2 separate regions of the Homo sapiens genome follow, and region 1 is linked to region 2. The links are chromatin loops, found by intact Hi-C in ENCODE. Cell type or tissue: heart left ventricle. All regions are shown on one strand. Each heading gives the region's core, and the rest is flanking DNA. Links, peaks and the distances in the headings are about the cores only.

Region 1 (8,332 bases), core at 283-8,282, 260 kb before region 2:
ATGCTTAAGAAGCCTGGGAAAAGAGTAACAGTAAAAGAACCTGTCTTTCTTTTTTTTCTTTCAAGCTTGCTCTGGAAGGGAGGGGGGTGTCTGGAGCCCATTCCTTTGGCCTTGGCTATTTGGACAGCGTTATCTTCTAACTTTCCTTAAAGTGAGCTGCTAGGCAAGAGGAAAACTTGTTCTTTTCTTTTTAGCCTTTGCCTTGCCATATTCTGGGCCTTAGCTTTTACTTTTCTTGGAGTGAAGAAATGCAGTATTTATTATTATTATTATTTAAATTTCTGCCTCAGTTTCTCCCCTTTGATGCCTTTTATGAAATAAGTTTAATAAAAGGCATCACTATTACTTAGTTCTGCCTGAAGAGACAAGTTTTCTTCTTTAGACAAAGGTTGATATTTACACAGAGCTATTAGCTGAGTTGTAGTTTGCCTGGCTACTATTGCCTCTATAGTTGATTGAATACTTCTAACAAGGAAAGGTAAGAGACAATGGAGTATTATGCAGCTTCCCAGTGTGGCCAGCACTACTCCTATTAAAGTCTTGAACTCTCCAAAAAATGAAAACCAGTCTCCAAAGAGAGAATCTGGGGATCACCTTTTCTAAGTTTGAACTGGAACACTGGCTAATTTTCTCATTCTTGCAGTTATTTCTATAATTGCTTTTCCGCTGTCATCGATGTCCAGGCAACAATTAGTTAGACTGAACTTTCCACATACTCCTCCTTCCTGGGCTAGGAGGTAGTCTAAAGCTAATCTGTTCTGATAGGTAGCGTTTCTCAATGTTGTGGTTTGCTGGGCCAGTACATCTAATGCATTTGTTGTTTCATTGGTGATGATTTCAAGTTCTGCCTGCAATCTTATGATACGGTTAAGCATGTAGATAGGAGTGCGGTCTCCCTATGACCTATCTTGTGCCCAGGTAGCTGGCCTATAGTATGGAATTATTTTTTCAGGGGGCTAATTTGTGCCTTTTCAATCTCTTATTTTTATACCTCTTTGTGTCTGCATCTCTTTTGTTTCTTCTTCTAACTTCATCATAGACAGGGTACCTTGAAGTTTTTCCCTGTTGCAGTGGGAGTAGGAAGAAAGATGGTCTAATCGTTCTAAGCACACCTCTGTCCATTTAACTGGCAACTGTCAATATGCCTGTAGCCTACAGATCCAATAAAGACGGGGGGTGCTTGCCAAGTATTTGGAGCTTCAAGTTGATACCAAGTGTGGTTTAGAGAAGAGAAACAGGAGAACAGATTTGGATGAGGTGCTTTGTAGTCATCTCTGCCCTGCCACAAAGTTTTCCTTAATGTTTCATTATAATATTGCTGTCTTAAGCAGGTTAGTTCTCCTACTGGGTCTGTAAAAACTTTTCCCTAGGGAGCAACACAGTATCTGCTAATAATAGAAGTTTTTAAGAGCTAGACGCTTGAACTTGTGCGTGTCTGTTTGGGGAAAGAGAGAGTCAGAGTAAAGTTATCTTGAGGCATTAACTCTTTTGCTTCCTGAGGCTATTAGTCTCCCATGTTAGTCCTTCTACAAACATAACATGAGGAAATGCCTAGGCTGCATGCAATGTTTTTAGCCAGCTGAGCAAATAGGTTTTTGGCTAAAGGAGGAGGCTCTGGTAACTTTTGGTTTATATGCTCAAAGAATGACTTAAAGACTCGGAATTGCTGCTGAGCTGACCGCTTGGTTTGAGTCCTCTTTAGAATATACAAAGTTATTTTAGTTTTTTGACTGTAGCTTTGTAATGCCATGGAGTAACCTGCAGTCTATATAGGTAGATCTGGCTTTAAGATAGTAAGATTTACAGGATTGCAAGTGCTTGTCTTACAATCCGGTTTTGCTGGCACTTTGATGAGCAAGATTGGCTTTAGCCTCGGTGATGATCGGTCAGTGAACTGCGTTGTGCGGTTCCAGCAAGCTATCGCTAGGGCCTCGGAGGGGCAAACGGGGTGCACATGCAATTTTGTACTGGCAGTTTGTATAGTACCCTGTAGGACCAGAGATTGTGAGATAGTTCACAATCTCTGGTTCATGGATGTTAACTGACAAATATCAAAGTATATGGATATAGCCACCCCACCCCCCGCCCCCGGGAAGAGAGGCTTGGGTTCAACTTACAAAACTTCCTCCCTTTGACTCGGTATGAATCTCAAACCAAGTCCCAGGTAAACACTTAGGGTCATAGCATATATAAGGCTGGCCATTTCCTGGGTCACAGGTTGAATAGGTGGTTTGATTATAAGTACAAGTTCCTAAGCGAGTCCCTGTACACTCATAATAAGTATAGTGCAATAGGGTTCTAGTTATACTGTTCCCTGACCAAGTAGTATGTGTACAGTGGGGACACCTTCTGTAGGTGTTTCTTCTACATGGTTAAGGGGGGTAACAACAAAACAATGTACAGCATATTCATATCCAGCAAGGACAAAAAAGGTCCTTACCTGGGAAAAAGGTTGAGCACAGCGACAGAACAATAGTAAAACAGTTAGTGTACACGAAAACCACTAGTCTTAAGATTTTAGCTACATTACTTGCTTGACAAGTCCTCAAGTTTCAGCCGTGCGTAGACTAGTCAGCCTCCAGAGTGACTAGAGCAGGGCTGTTGTCCTCAGCAGCAACTCGGTCTCATCTAAGGATCAGCCAGGTTGGATGATCTGGGTCCTGCTGGCTGGTTCACTTGTCCTGAGCTGCCAGTGTTAGCCGACTGTGGTGGATCCAAGACATAACACCTGCAAGTTAAACAGCAGTGGGAATGGACAAGATTACGATATAGGACCCATCCTATATGGATCCTAGAGAAATTAGGTTTTACTTTCTAACCTAAACAGCGTCACTAGATTTAAAAGGGTGTCGGGCTTATAGGCATTTTCATGTACCTAATTATGAACACTTTGGCTGTTTCAAAAACCTGCATTTGCTTTCTTAAAGTTAATTCCCCTAGTTCCTGGAGGTCACCTTTAATTTGACCTATGATGTAGGAGTGGCCGACCAAAAAAAATCTTATAGGGCAAATACCCAGTTTGTTTGGTGGGGGTGCACCTGACTCAGAGGAGGACCATAGCCAAAAACCTGATTCTATCTTAAATGAATTTCCTGGCAATATTTCTTCAGTAGCTGCTCGAGTGTCCGGTTCACGCCTTCCACCTTCTCCTGAACTTTGCAGCCAGTAGGCCGTGTGTAACTTCCATTTTATTTTTAACAGTCTTGTTAAATCTCGCACTATTTCAGCTACAAATGCTGGCCTATTGTCTGACTTTAAAGTTAGAGGCAGTCTAAACCTGGGAATAATGTCTTTTAACAGTACTTTAGTCACTTCTTGTACTTTTTCTGTCCTGGTGGGGAAAGCTTTAACTTACCCTGAAAAGGTGCAAACAAGCACTAGCATGAACCAATAACCTCCGGCACGGGGAGGTTCTGTGAAGTCTATAAGCAAGTTTTCACCAGGCAGGGCTCCTTCTCCTGCTGTTTCCCAGAGGAGGGGTTCTTTTTCTTCCCCTTTTGTAACTCCATCTAGTGGCTTAGCCATCAGTGAGAAATTGGAATCCAGATACAGCAGAATCCTGCTGCCTTTAACTTCTAATGTGACCATGGGCCCCTGGGTGCCTAATGAGAAGGTTCCCGGTCTGTCCTGTTCCTTACGTCCTTCGGCTCCTGCCAGCCTGATCAGATCAGTATTTGGTTCCCCAAGGTGCGGCAGCCCTTGGCCGATGGCCTCTTTGTCTCGTGGTCTTGGCTATTTCCCTCATTGCCTTCTGAACACTCATCCTTCCAGTGTCCTTTCTTTTTGCATCGCGCACATTAATCTCTTTCTTTTTCTTTTTCTTTTCTTTTTTTTTTTTTTGAGACGGAGTCTCGCTGTGTCTCCCAGGCTGGAGTGCAGTGGCGCGATCTCGGCTCACTGCAAACTCCGCCTCCCGGGTTCACGCCATTCCCCTGCCTCAGCCTCCCGAGTAGCTGGGATCACAGGCGCCCACCTTGTCTGGCTCTTGAATCCATTCCTAACTTGACTTTTTTCCACGTCTACGTCCGCATCCACGTCCTCTCACATTGCTAATCTCCCTTTCCATAAGAGCTGTTGACAACAGATTGGCCTTTTTCTTAAGCCTTCAATTTACTTTCCTTTTTCTTTCCTGAGTTCTGCTCTTGCGGCCAGCCGGTGGGGCCGGACAACGGCACGGGCCCCGCCCCCGTGCACTGCCGCCTGTCTCTCCTGTTTTTTTCTGATTTCCTTTTTACTTTCTTCTTTCCCTTCTCACACTTACTGTTACTTTCTCCTTTCCTTTTCCTTTGCTCTTCTCCTGGCGCCAAGTCCCTGGCCCCTTCTTTTTCCAGATAGAGCCGGGCTGGGGAGAGGAACTTAATGGTGGGCGTGCTTAGCTGCCGCGCTTGTGGCTTTTGCTCTTTCCCGTTTTGTTCCTTGGTCACAGTTAACATACACCGTGGTGGCCACTTTTATGGACTGGGTGGTATTCATGCCTGCAGCTTCCACTTGATGTCACCCTGGGCTTGCCCTACGAATGAAGTATTCCCCATAGGCTGATGTTCAGCAGCCTCACAGTTAAATGGGGTACAAAGCCGGAATGCTTCACAGAGTCTCTTATAAAACTGACTTAGGCTCTCATCAGCTCCTTGAAGCACTTCTGAAATCTTCTTTATATTCATTGCTTTCCTTCTACCAACTCGTAGCCCCTGCAGAAGTGCCTCTTGGTACCTCTGCAAACGCTGAAGCTGAGTTTCATCCTCTGGGTCCTAGTTGGGATCCTGGTCATCATAATAGATAGGTCCTCGTGTCCCCCTGAGAGGCATTTGCATAGCTCCAGCACGGCCAGATCTGAGATGGCCCACTTGACTATCTTGACCTCCTTCCTGGCCTCTCAAGGCTCTGATCCTCCCCTTCGAGGTGAGACCTGGGGCATGTTAGCTCCTGAATCTGGTTCCTGGGGGGGCTGTCGGCCTCGGTAAAGCGGGGGTAGGCTGGGATATATGGAGGAAGAATTTCTGTTACCTTTGGTGGCTCCTGTAAAACTGGCTTCTCTTGCTGTCTCTGGGATTCCCTTTTAACTCTGTGTCTGCCGGCAAAGCTGCTCTTATTTTCACTTTTGGTTTTTTTTGCAATAAGCTGTTAAACAGGCCTGGATCAATGCTGGGTTTGGCTATATTATATTTAACTATGAGTCAATATAAAGAAATTGATCCAGGTACACTGGCTGTTCTCCAACCCTTGTCACCACCTTAAATACATGGCCAATTGTTCCCTGTCTGTAGTTCCTTCGGTCAGCCATCCAACACCAGAAGAGGGCAATTCTAATTCACCCAGAGTTCTCAACCTCTGAGGGGGTTAACTCTATAATCCCCTGCAAAACCTTTCTTAAGGTTCCGTAACATGCACTCCCACAGAGTAAGTTTTGATGTTTTGATGACTTTCCTCCCATTCCTCCCTTTACAACGCAGCACATTCACTCTTGCCTACTCACTCTTCCTCTCGTTTCGACCAACCACACTGTCTCCTATTATGGGGGTTTTCAGATGCTGCTTGGCTTTGGAGAGGTCCTTATTCCTGCTGCAACTCTGAGCTGTAGGGCAGCTCCTATTAGCCATATGCAGATCACCACTAGTCTTAGTCGGCCCCACCCTTTCTCGGAGCACACAGTCTACACTAAGGGATCTGTGACTCTTCACTTCGCAGCTGATGCGCCTAATGAGGCCTTTTCATTCACACACTTCCACACACCTTCAGTTCCCATGTTTGTAACTGGGGTGGCAAGCCACTCTCGCCCCCTCTAGTTCCCAGTTGGGGTGGCGAGCCACTCTTGCCACCTCCAGTTCCCTAGCCGACTTGGCGAGCCACTCTTGCATCCTGTGTCGGCGGGGTGTGAGTTTCATCCAAATTGACAAGCCACTCCAGTCACCCCCAGCCCCTCTGGTTCGGACTATTTGGCACACCCCGGGAGATGATCAGGCTCCCTTCTGTCCAAGGGACGGGTCCTGCCTTGAGCCCCCAAAACCTTACTGTGGTTCCTGAAGCGCGTTGTTTCTGAAATCATCCTGTAGTCCCTCTTTAGGTTCCGTTTCGCTGCTGGGTAGGGGTGCCAGGTCACAGGAGAGCTGATCTCCCCCCCAGGCTGAAGTTCTCCCGGTGGCACCTGGGGTCACAGGTTTCCTGAGACCCTCGCTCCAGCCCCCAGAGGCAAAGGAGACAGTAAGCCTGCCGTCTCCAGTCCCTTCGTGGTTGCCAAAAATGTTGCGGTAAACTGAGGAACGGAAAAACCAATTTGCAGTACAGAAGGATTTGTTTATTTTAGGTACGCACCGGCTCAGAGGATTCACATCCAAAAGCTGAGCCCTGAACAAAGAGCAGTGTTTTTATAAACAGCCTTACAGGAGCAAAATAAAAGCAGTAGCAAAATAAAAGCAGTTAATCATACAGTAACAGGTCACGTAATCTATAGCATAACATAATTTGTGACCTAGCCAGTGGCCTTGTAGCTGCATTGAAAGAAAAACAAGAACTGGCTAAATACAGACATTTGTAAAACATAATCATGCTAATCATGCTTAAGAAGCCTGGGAAAAGAGTAACAGTAAAAGAACCTGTCTTTCTTTTTTTTCTTTCAAGCTTGCTCTGGAAGGGAGGGGGGTGTCTGGAGCCCATTCCTTTGGCCTTGGCTATTTGGACAGCGTTATCTTCTAACTGTCCTTAAAGTGAGCTGCTAGGCAAGAGGAAAACTTGTTCTTTTCTTTTTAGCCTTTGCCTTGCCATATTCTGGGCCTTAGCTTTTACTTTTCTTGGCGTGAATAAATGCAGTACTGATTATTATTATTATTATTATTTAAATTTCTGCCTCATGATAGCAAGTGAGTAAATGCCCCTAGTCAGTGTCTCTCTTGCACCGTCTGAGGCATAAAATGCCAATAAGGACAGTGCTGTCAGCCAGCAACAGAGACAGACATTGCTGCTGGCTGTGTGGCCAATTCCCTGGGGTAGGCCCTGGACACAGCTGCAAGTCAGGCTGATGCCGGAGCCCTGGGTGTCGGCTCGGGACTGGGCTTGGCTTGCCTGGTGGTGGATGCAAATGCTCAGAGTGCATAAAAGAAGGAGAACAGAAGACACTGCACCAATTTGGATGGTGGGGTCACATTTCCTCAGCCCGAGGAACATCCTGTGCACCCCATCATGTCCAACGATGGGCAGAGAGTTATCCTCAGGGGAATAGTTGGGCAAAAAATTGGAATGGGCAATTGAACTGAAACATGGGTTGTCTAAAACACGGGGAGATAGGCCAGGCGCAGTGGCTCATGCCTGTAATCCCAGCACTTTGGGAGGCCAAGGCAGGCAGATCATGAGGTCAGGAGATTGAGACCGTCTTGGTTAATGCAGTGAAACCCCGTCTCTACTAAAAATACAAAAAACAAATTAGCCATGCGTGGTGGCAGGTGCCTGTAGTCCCAGCTACTCGGGAGGCTGAGGCAGGAGAATCGCGTGAACCCGGGAGGCAGAGCTTGCAGTGAGCCGAGATTGGGCCACTGCACTCCAGCCTGGGAGACAGAGCGAAACTCTGTCTCAAAAACAAAAAAACAAAAAACACACACACAAAAAAAAACACGGGGAGATAAAGCCATAAAGGGCTGGCCTACATGCCTTCACGGGTGTGTGTGTGCCTGTGCGTGTGTGCGCATGTGTGTGCATATGTGTGCATGCGTGTGCTCACACTCAACATGAATGGGGCTAGAGGAGAGTCCCCACTAGACATTCCTCTAGTGGAATCTGGGGAGGAGAAGGCAGGGGCGATGCTGGAATGATGACTCTCTCTTTATATATATATATATATATATATATTTTTTTTTTTTTTTTTTTTTTTTTTTTTTTTGAGACGAAGTTTTGTTCTCGTTGCCCAGGCTGGAGTGCAATGGCACGATCTCGGCACACAGCAACCTCCGCCTCCCGGGTTCAAGCCATTCCCCTGCCTCAGCCTCCGGAGTAGCTGGGATTACAGGCATGCGCCACCACGCCCAGCTAATTTTGTATTTTTAGTAGAGGCAGGGTTTCTCCGTGTTGGTCAGGCTGGTCTCCAACTCCGGACCTCAGGTGATCCACCCACCTCGGTCTCCCAAAGTGCTGGGATTACAGGCGTGAGCCACTGCACCCGGCTACTTTTTTTCTTTTAAAGAGTAAGAAATCAAAATGAAAATAGGGCCCAATGGTGTGAGAACAGCAACAAAAAGGTAGAGAGTAACTGACCAAATGCAGACAGAAGGGAAGGAAGGAAGGAGAGGAGAGGAGAGGAGAGGAGAGGAGAGGAGAGGAGAGGAGAAGGGGAGGAGAAGGGGAGGAG
Region 2 (8,332 bases), core at 276-8,275:
AGGACCTGCTAGGAGGTAATGACTAGAGAACATGTTTTTAAGCAAACAGGTGAAGGGAAAATGCAAAATAAGGAGCTACATAAGCATCACATCTTAAGAATCATTATGGAGCACCTAACTGTGACTTGTTGGGCTGGGAGCCAAACAACATAGGTGGGACACGCTGCACATAAAAGTAACAAGCTGGAGGTCCAGAGGAACCCTTGGAGCCGTCCCAAGACTGAGAGCCGGTGTCAGGCACCACCTCTTCTGGGCACCTGGGCTATGGCAGTGGGGAGGATGAGCCCCTGATCCCAGAGGCCACTCTCTCACACAGTGCAGTGCAGTCTTTCTCACACAGGACCTAGTGTAACACGGGACCTAATGGCAGGACACATCAACCCATTAAAAATCCAAGCAAGGTACAAGAGATTTCTAGAAACAAAGAATCAGGCTTTATTTTTGTTATTTTGAATACAGGTATTGTATTGTAGACATCTGTTAGTCTCATAATTCAGTATGGCCAACACACAGAAATTAAAAGTAGAAACAAAATGAGGGCACACTTGCTCCTGTCCTTGGCTTGGCCCCTCCAACCTCCAAAAGAACTGTCCTCCCCATTGTCATATCCTTTCCCTGCTACGAAAGACAAAACAAAATGATGCCCCAAAGAAAAGTCCCAGAGGCTCTCTCCCAGCAGTCAGTGGGATGAAGCAAGACACTGTTACCTTGGGTAGGATGGAGAAGCCACCAGGTCCATACCACAGAGGCCACAGTGGGATGGAGAAGCCACCAGGTCCATACCACGGAGGCCACGTGTGCCACCAGTGGAGCCAAACCCTGGCCATGGCTGGCAAAACTCACCACCAGGCGAGACCAGAGCATATTATCTACCAGTAATCCCCGAGGTCCAACGCCATTCAAGTCAGGCAGCCCTGAGGCAAGCAGGAGGAGCCCTGTCCTCTGGGGGTGCTGCTTCCAGAGGAGGCCCAAGGACAGTCTCTTCAGAGAGGGGCTCACCCGGGAAAGGGGGTTCCTGAGGAGGCGTGCAAAGGTCAAGGGACCCACCCTTGCCACCTGTCCCAGGGCTTACTGCTGACTCCACTGTCCTGGGAGTGCTGGAATCTCCACACCACTTAAAATGAAAAAGGAAATCAGAAATAATAAGGCATTAGACGTTTGATTCTTTTATTTCCATATGCAATGTAATGTTTAGGCACGCTGCTTGGGATGCTACTTCTAAAAAAATTGTTGGCCATTTTTCAGAATATCCTTTTGGTTTTAAATACTGGTCAGGAAAAACAAATGATGTAAAAATACGTGAATAATTTTCTATTACAGAAATGAAAAACTGATTTGCATCTAAAAGTGCAAGAGGTGAAGTAATTTAACCCTTTCACCAGACGATATGGCAATATACAATATATTGCTTGAGCTGTTTGAGAAGGCTGTGATGTATTTTTGTATTGACATAGAAAATTATAAATTACATTGAATTAGTATCCATAATCACTATATATATACACAAACCAGTTCTAAAAAAATACACTGGTTTAAATTTATGAGTGAAAACCTCACAAGGTACAGTAAACAATTAGCATGCTTCGGTGCCAGATTTTGATTTCTACTTTTAAAATACTAGCCTGTAAAATGAACGCACTCTAATTCCATTAGCAGCACGAGCATTTTCAACTGACTTGCCTAATAGGATTTATTTTAGGTCTGTTAAATATGCAGATTGCTCTGAAATGTTCATTGGTGATGCTTGTTAACAAGGTAAATTTTGGTGAATGGGTTAAAAGGCAGATGAACTACCAAATGAAACAAAAAAACAAACAAAAACAAAAGCCAAAAAAAAAAAAAAAAAATCCCAAAACACAAGCCATATACACTCCAAATAGTCTAGTGTTTCACTTGTAGGAATAATCATTTCAAGCAAACAAGACTTGAACAGAACATATGGCTTTACGATAACATCAATTTATCAACTATGATGTAGCAATAAATACTTTACTTAATCTCTACCAATAGACTTACATTTTTGATCCGTTTTAAACAATACAGAAAACAATTACCAATCAAAAACTGGTTATAAAAAGAACACCAAATATTTCTTATTCAAAATCACTTTTGTAAGTTAGAACAACCAAAATAACACTTAGAGGGCATTTTCATTCTACAACTCCTTGTCGGCCTGGAGGAAAAATGAATTCATAATTTTGTACAAGGTGAAAAATGTATGAAAACCGCCTAATACTTTGGTCACACTAATAATTGTCAAAGTTATGTTTCAAATACAATAGATCTGTGTATTCACTTTTATAAAACTATTCTTACAGCCATTTTAACTATAGTATTACTACTATTATTACATGGGTGGCAAGATCTTATTTCACAGGCTACCCATTATTTAGAACAATACAATATAAACATACGCAAAAATTCTTGGTATTTGTCAATGTGCAATATTTTTACACTTCTGAATTTCTCTGTACAATGTCTTAGAATCTAGAATATAAAGGTTGCTGGTCCTGATCCCTTGCAGAGTGAGTGCAGCAGTGACAGCTTGGTGGGCTCCAGCTGACCCCTCCAGAGCCCCTGAGTGGTGGCGGTCTGCAGTCCTCAGTCAGCAGCAGCAGACGTCACCCGTCATACAGGGCCATTCACTGAAGTGTCACCTGGTGCGCTTGGTTGGCCAGTCCTAAGGAGCAACAGACAGGCATCGGAGGCACTTGCAGCAGAAATATGAAAAACAAAACCTACTTAGCTGAGCTCCCCAAGGGCAGGGACAACTTATTTTAACATTGTTTTGAACTTAGTAAGTTTTTAATAAAATGATATGTAAATGAATGGAGCAAAAGCTCTAGAAAAATCTGAGTGAGTGCATCTAAGCTTCATCACCGGGTGAGCAGGCATTCAGCAAGGGCAGCAGCAGAGCAAATGCTCTGGGAGAACCGCCCCACCGCGGCCTCCAAGAAGCACAGGGAGTGACTAGGTCAGTGGGGTATAAACTGTGGCTTCCAGAGCCTTCAGGAGCTATGTGTTCACCGCTCCTTCAAGAAAGCTTTTATGTGACCCACAGATTGGAATCCACATACTATTTCACTTGGAAACAGGATTCTGCTACTAGGAAAGGGGGGAAAAAAGGAAAGGAAAGGAGGTTTGCAAATAAACTACTGGAAAAAAAAAAAAAGGTGTCCACTTGAAGAACATGTCCCACAAAGCAAATGTTAGGCTCAAAACTGGGAGGGAATAACAGGTGGGACAGTATATAACAAAGTGTCCAGGTTTTGCCTTCCTGCCAAAATTACAACCTGAATATATAACCTATTCGGGAAGGCTTGACCAAAATTGTATCAAGCAGACTTGGGAAAGGGTGCTTAGGGCCGTAACTGGGATGCCCACAAGCACTTTTCCACTAGCATTCACAATTTACAGCTAGAATGCTACTCATGCCTTATACCTGCTGGTTATACAGTGAGCCAAAAAGTCAGCTCTGCACACACAATCCACTCTGCTCACTTACTTACATCTGATGGTGGCTCCGTGTATGAGAGACATAGGAATCGAGACTTCTGGAACTAGACATAACTGGTATATAACTAACTTGCCTTCACTTAAACAAGCTGAGTGATCTTATAAGTAGATTTCTTAGCCCCTCTCAGTTCTGTTTTCTCCTCTGTAAAATGGGAAAAGAACCCTCCCCACGCCCCACAGGGCTTCACTAGTATACATATGAAATAAGTACATAATGTGTGCAGCATGCTCAGCACATCAGAAGCACAAAGGACATGCTTGATAAAACAGCTGTGAAAAGTGAGATCATGTGGCAATGCAGATCTTTAAGTGTGACAGGAAACAGCGCGCCTGCCAATCCAAGGAACTGTGGTATCTGGCTGGGACGGGAACCACACAGGAAAGACGGGTGAGCTTCAATATCCCATGCTGTCATACGTCACTTTAGAACACGTGCAATCTAGGACGCACTCTAGGTCTGCCCTAATGCCCACTCCAACGTCACCTCAGAGATCCTCTCCCCCGCACCCCAGCTCACATGGACCCCTGTCCCTTCTTCGTGGCTTCTTGATGAATGTGCCTCTAGTATGCCCCGAGACCACTGGGTGTCCGTGTGCTGCAGCTTTATGACCCGGCCTAGACCAGTGGCCACCACACACAAACGTGTGTCAGAGGAAAGAAGGACAGATGGATAAAGGCATGGACCCAAGTGATGCCCCTCTTCTTCCACTGGCTGACCCCATCTTTTCCTCCATCCCTTGGCCCGGCAGGTTAGGGCAGGGCTCTTCAGAGCAGGCATTCCCAGCCACAGAGGAGAGCAAGTGGCTTCCCCTTATGCAAACAATTCTTCTGTGCTCAGAAAGCCAAGGAAATGACTCCAGAGCCTTGTGCATCCTTATGACAGAGAAACCAAGAATATTCCCCTGAAGCAACTGCCCCAAACTGGGATAGACCTGGACGATCCTGCCTAGGCAGCCCTCAATATAAAGGAAATTTATAGGTAGAAATCAGAGAGCTGAAATAATTGATTGGGAATGAGACCTATAAAGGACCATTAAAAAATACATTGAAACCCCAAGAAAGAGAGTGACTTGCCCAATCCGTAGAAGCAGAGTTGAGGCAGCTTCCCAGTGCTAGAGGGCCACCCTGCCTCTTCCCCCAAAAGCCTTCACTAGAGCCAACATGCTCAAATAGTTCTTAATTTGTTTGTTTTATATGCAAAAAAAATATTTCTAATCACAAAAACAAAGGCTTTATTTTGGCTACAATTTCCACAGGAGGAACACAAACAGCTTGCTACACTGTGAATACAGGATTTTGGACCAACAAAGAGTGCTCCCTGCTGGTTCCCACTGGTTATGCTCTCATACAATGCTGGCAAGATTTGGGGGAGGATGGGGTGGGGGTGGGGGGTTAAAACTTCTCTGAAATAGCTTTAAAGGTCATTTTATTCCTTATGGAAGGAATATACAATCTTAGCTACATTTGTTCACAGAAGTTGATTGTGGGAAGTGCTGAACAAAGCTTCCTGTGGCCCAGGGGTGCAGCCTCATCTTTGGGCCATGCTCAGTCTTGCTAAGGGCCTGGCATGGGCTCCGGGTGGCTGAGACTTAGACTGGCCCATCCCTTCAGACCACTGGCTCAGGCTAAGCAAAAAGTGACTAGAAACAAAACATCACATTCTAAGTCACACAGCTCTGGGAGTGGGCATTTCATACTTAAGATTACAGGGAGTCACTTAAGCACTAAGAATTATTTAGCTACATGTATGAAAGGGCTCCAGCAAGTTCTCCTTGTGTCACACAGGGCAGGAATGTGGGCAAATAGGCACCACGATCTGCTCGTGCCTGGCGGCTGGATGACTTTAGTGGGGCCAATGAGAACTCAAGTCCTGGAGGGGCTCAATGCCACCCTCAGCTCAGTACCTCAACAACAAGGGTGAGGAGACCCCTCTGTTCGGAGCCACTTCTAAAAGAGCGAGTGATGTTAAAGAGTCTCTAAAAACTGGTTTTCAGTTTCTGCGCTAAGGAGAGGAACTGCTGTTTCTAAGTTCTCAGCTCAGTCGGACTCAGCTCATTAAGGACTGAGAAAACCCTGTCCTGCCAGGTCAGCGGCCTAAGACTTGAGCACAGCTGTAAACGATCCCTATAGTCCCCTCCCAACTCCCAGGAAGCAACAGGCAAGGTCAGGGCAGGGCCTGGGTGGGTTTGAGGAGGCGGGTGGTTACCTCTGCTCGGGACTGCTGCTGGGAGGCCTGGGCGCCGCGCACTTCGCCTCTGCAGTCTCGGGACACTCCTCTGCGTCTTTACAAGCAGCATCTTGAGAGGTAGACAGTTTCCCTTCCTCACTGCAGTAAAGAGGATGACAGGCACATCAAACACCCTAGGGACCAGCACCTAGGCACCAGAGGATGAGGTCACATGCAGATGGCTCTGGAGTCATGACTGCCGCGGAGGCAAAGCATCCTGGGACTGAGCATGCGCAGGGTGCACGATCACACAACCACAGACAGTGACTGGGGAATCACAAAAGGAAAGGGTCGCACACAGGTGGGAACCAAAACAGGGACAATGTAATGTGGCTGGCGTCTGATAAAGAACGGTCCCATAACACTGTACATACCGATAGGATTTCAACACTCTGAAGCCCAGTGTGCAAAACAGAAAAAGAAATGTACAAGAGTTTCAGAATACTCCTAGAAATGAGGAATTTGGGGGAATAATATGTCCACGACTGCACGTAAGCAAAACTGCAGACTCGGTGAAGGTGTCAAAGAACCTGTTTGAAGGAATGAGTCTTTAGTTAAAGCACTTTGCTTTTGGGGCCAAGCCCACCATTAAAGCAGCAAGACAGACCCCATCAGCTTGCTGGCTGGAAGCCTCAGTCACATGAGGTCACCGTGTTGACTGCATCGGATTTCACGGCTCCTCGAGTTGCCCTCGAACAATGTGTGAGAAGCACAAACGCCAGAGGGAGAAGAGGGGGCCAAGAGCTGATCCTAAGGACACAGAGGATTTGGGTAAAATGAGACCCAGAAGGACTGTTTTTCCCCCTTAGATGGTTCTTGGTGGAGAAAGACACAAGAGACACTCTCCTCAGCTCTGTGGGCTAGAAATTTAGACTCTGCCTATTCAGTCTGGGATTCCCCTTTTTACATAATCACAATGGCACTAATAAGAGTGAAAGGTCCATCACTCAGAGCTGATTCTGTCCTGGATTTTGCTTATGAAAAATCTCATATTAGGATGCATTCTTGGGTCGTTTCCAGATAGTTCCAAGCAATTTATAAGTAGGAAAATGAGTTAAAATCATATGATTTAGTGATCATCTGAATTACCTGGTTCCTTCTTTGTAAAGTTACTCTTCTTCATCCCCATTCTCCACTCCTTTCCCTTCAAAGCAACTAATGTGTTTCTAATTCTAATTCTTTAAAAAATAGTCATAACACAATGTGTATTCTGAGTCGCTAACTGGGATGGATTCAACTCTACATCTCATTGTATTTACCTCTTAACTCAGCAAGTCGGGGAGACCCACTGTCCCCACTGACTGTGGCACAGCACCCGTGGCGTGCACCTACCACTCTACATGGCTTCTCCCAACCAAAGCTGCCCTCCACCTCACACTTCCATGCAGGGTGCTGTGACGACCATCACTGTCCACGGCCCCTGGCAGACCTGTCTGGGCGTTTCTCAGTACTTGACACCCAGGAGTGAAGAGTTGTAGGCCATTTTTCTACCTACAAAGAAGCCCACGCTACTACCCAGAATGACTGCCCTGGTCTGTATTCCTCACCAGCAGGCCACCAGGGCCCCGCAGGCTGCAGCCCACCGCCACTCAACATCATCCACCTTTAACTGCTGCTCGTGTAAGAAGAGTATCAAGTCCTATATTGTTATCGTTTATAATTCTCTGATGAGTTTTGAGCATTTTTGTTTGTTTGTTTGTTTTAGCTTTTAAGGCTTGTCTATAAACTTATCTTTTGCCAATTTTCTAATTTGGGTTTTCTTCTTCTTACTAGTTTATAGGAAGTCCTTGAATATATAATGTCAGTCTCTTGTTGATTTAGCTACTACAGATGTTTTTTTCAGTTTGCCATCAGCCTCTTAATTTTGTCTGCAGCATTTTATCAACCAGAAATTCTTAACTTTAATATAATCTAACTCAACTCTTTGCATTATAGTTTCTGTTTTTGAAGGCTTTTTTTTTTTTTTTTAAAGAAGTCCTGCCGAGGAAGGAGGCTCACTTGAAGCCAGGAGTTTGAGATCAGCCTGGGCCACAAAAATAAAAAAGTAAACAAACAAAAAAATTAAGCCAGGAGTGGTGGCACACAACTGTAGTTCCAGCTACTTGGGATACTGAGGTGGGAGGACTGCTGGAGCTCAGGAGTTGGAAGTTACAGTGAGCTATGATTGTGCCACTGCATTCCAGCCTGGGCAACAGAGCGAGACCTCGTGTTAAAAAAAAAAAAATCTAGATTAGATATAGACTGACAGATGATAGATTAGATAGGCAGACAGACAGATAGATAGATAGATGACAGACAGATGAGATAGATACAGAAGTCCCTTTCTGCACACAGGTTAAAAAGACATTCTGTATTTCTTTTATTAACCATCATGAGACTCTGGCCTCCGGCCTCATCACTTAACTCTAGTGCCTCAGTTTCCTCACCTGAAAAGCAGGGATAATAATCCCAGTACCTATCTTATAGGGTTCCTAAGAATAATCCATGAGCTACCACACATGGAGAGTGTAGAGAGCAGGGCCTGGTCCACAGAAAGCACTGCACATGTTTTTCTTATTGTCTTTTAATCCAGCTGGAGTTGTTTTAGAA

The links. A loop is a pair of places that touch in the nucleus more often than their neighbours do. Peaks named below come from ENCODE experiments on the same cell type or tissue, not always from the same donor. Only the 100,000 strongest peaks of a DNase experiment are listed, where the experiment ranks them.
Region 1: a loop joins it to region 2, with 1.9 times the contacts of the local background. A loop is called at or near these places in 4 of 110 quality-filtered maps.

Annotation. Positions count from the first base shown.
Region 1 is chr11:68,865,939-68,874,270 of GRCh38, reverse strand. It overlaps LINC02701 (long intergenic non-protein coding RNA 2701), which reads right to left and starts at 5,911. Exons shown (of 2, transcript XR_950253.3): 1 at 3,356-5,911; 2 at 1-2,728. In heart left ventricle, for the core only: CTCF peaks have their summits at 3,479 (motif pointing left), 4,295 and 4,494; no DNase peak of the experiment used is centred there; H3K4me3 peaks cover 1,270 bases; H3K27ac peaks cover 500 bases.
Region 2 is chr11:68,607,414-68,615,745 of GRCh38, reverse strand. PPP6R3 (protein phosphatase 6 regulatory subunit 3) reads right to left here. Exons shown (of 24, transcript NM_001164161.2): 23 at 5,723-5,842; 24 at 412-2,680. The coding sequence ends at 2,629. Among named protein-coding and RNA genes, the nearest start is that of GAL, 73 kb to the left of the region's middle. RefSeq lists enhancers at 5,252-5,751, 5,752-6,253. In heart left ventricle, for the core only: a CTCF peak has its summit at 4,835 (motif pointing left); no DNase peak of the experiment used is centred there.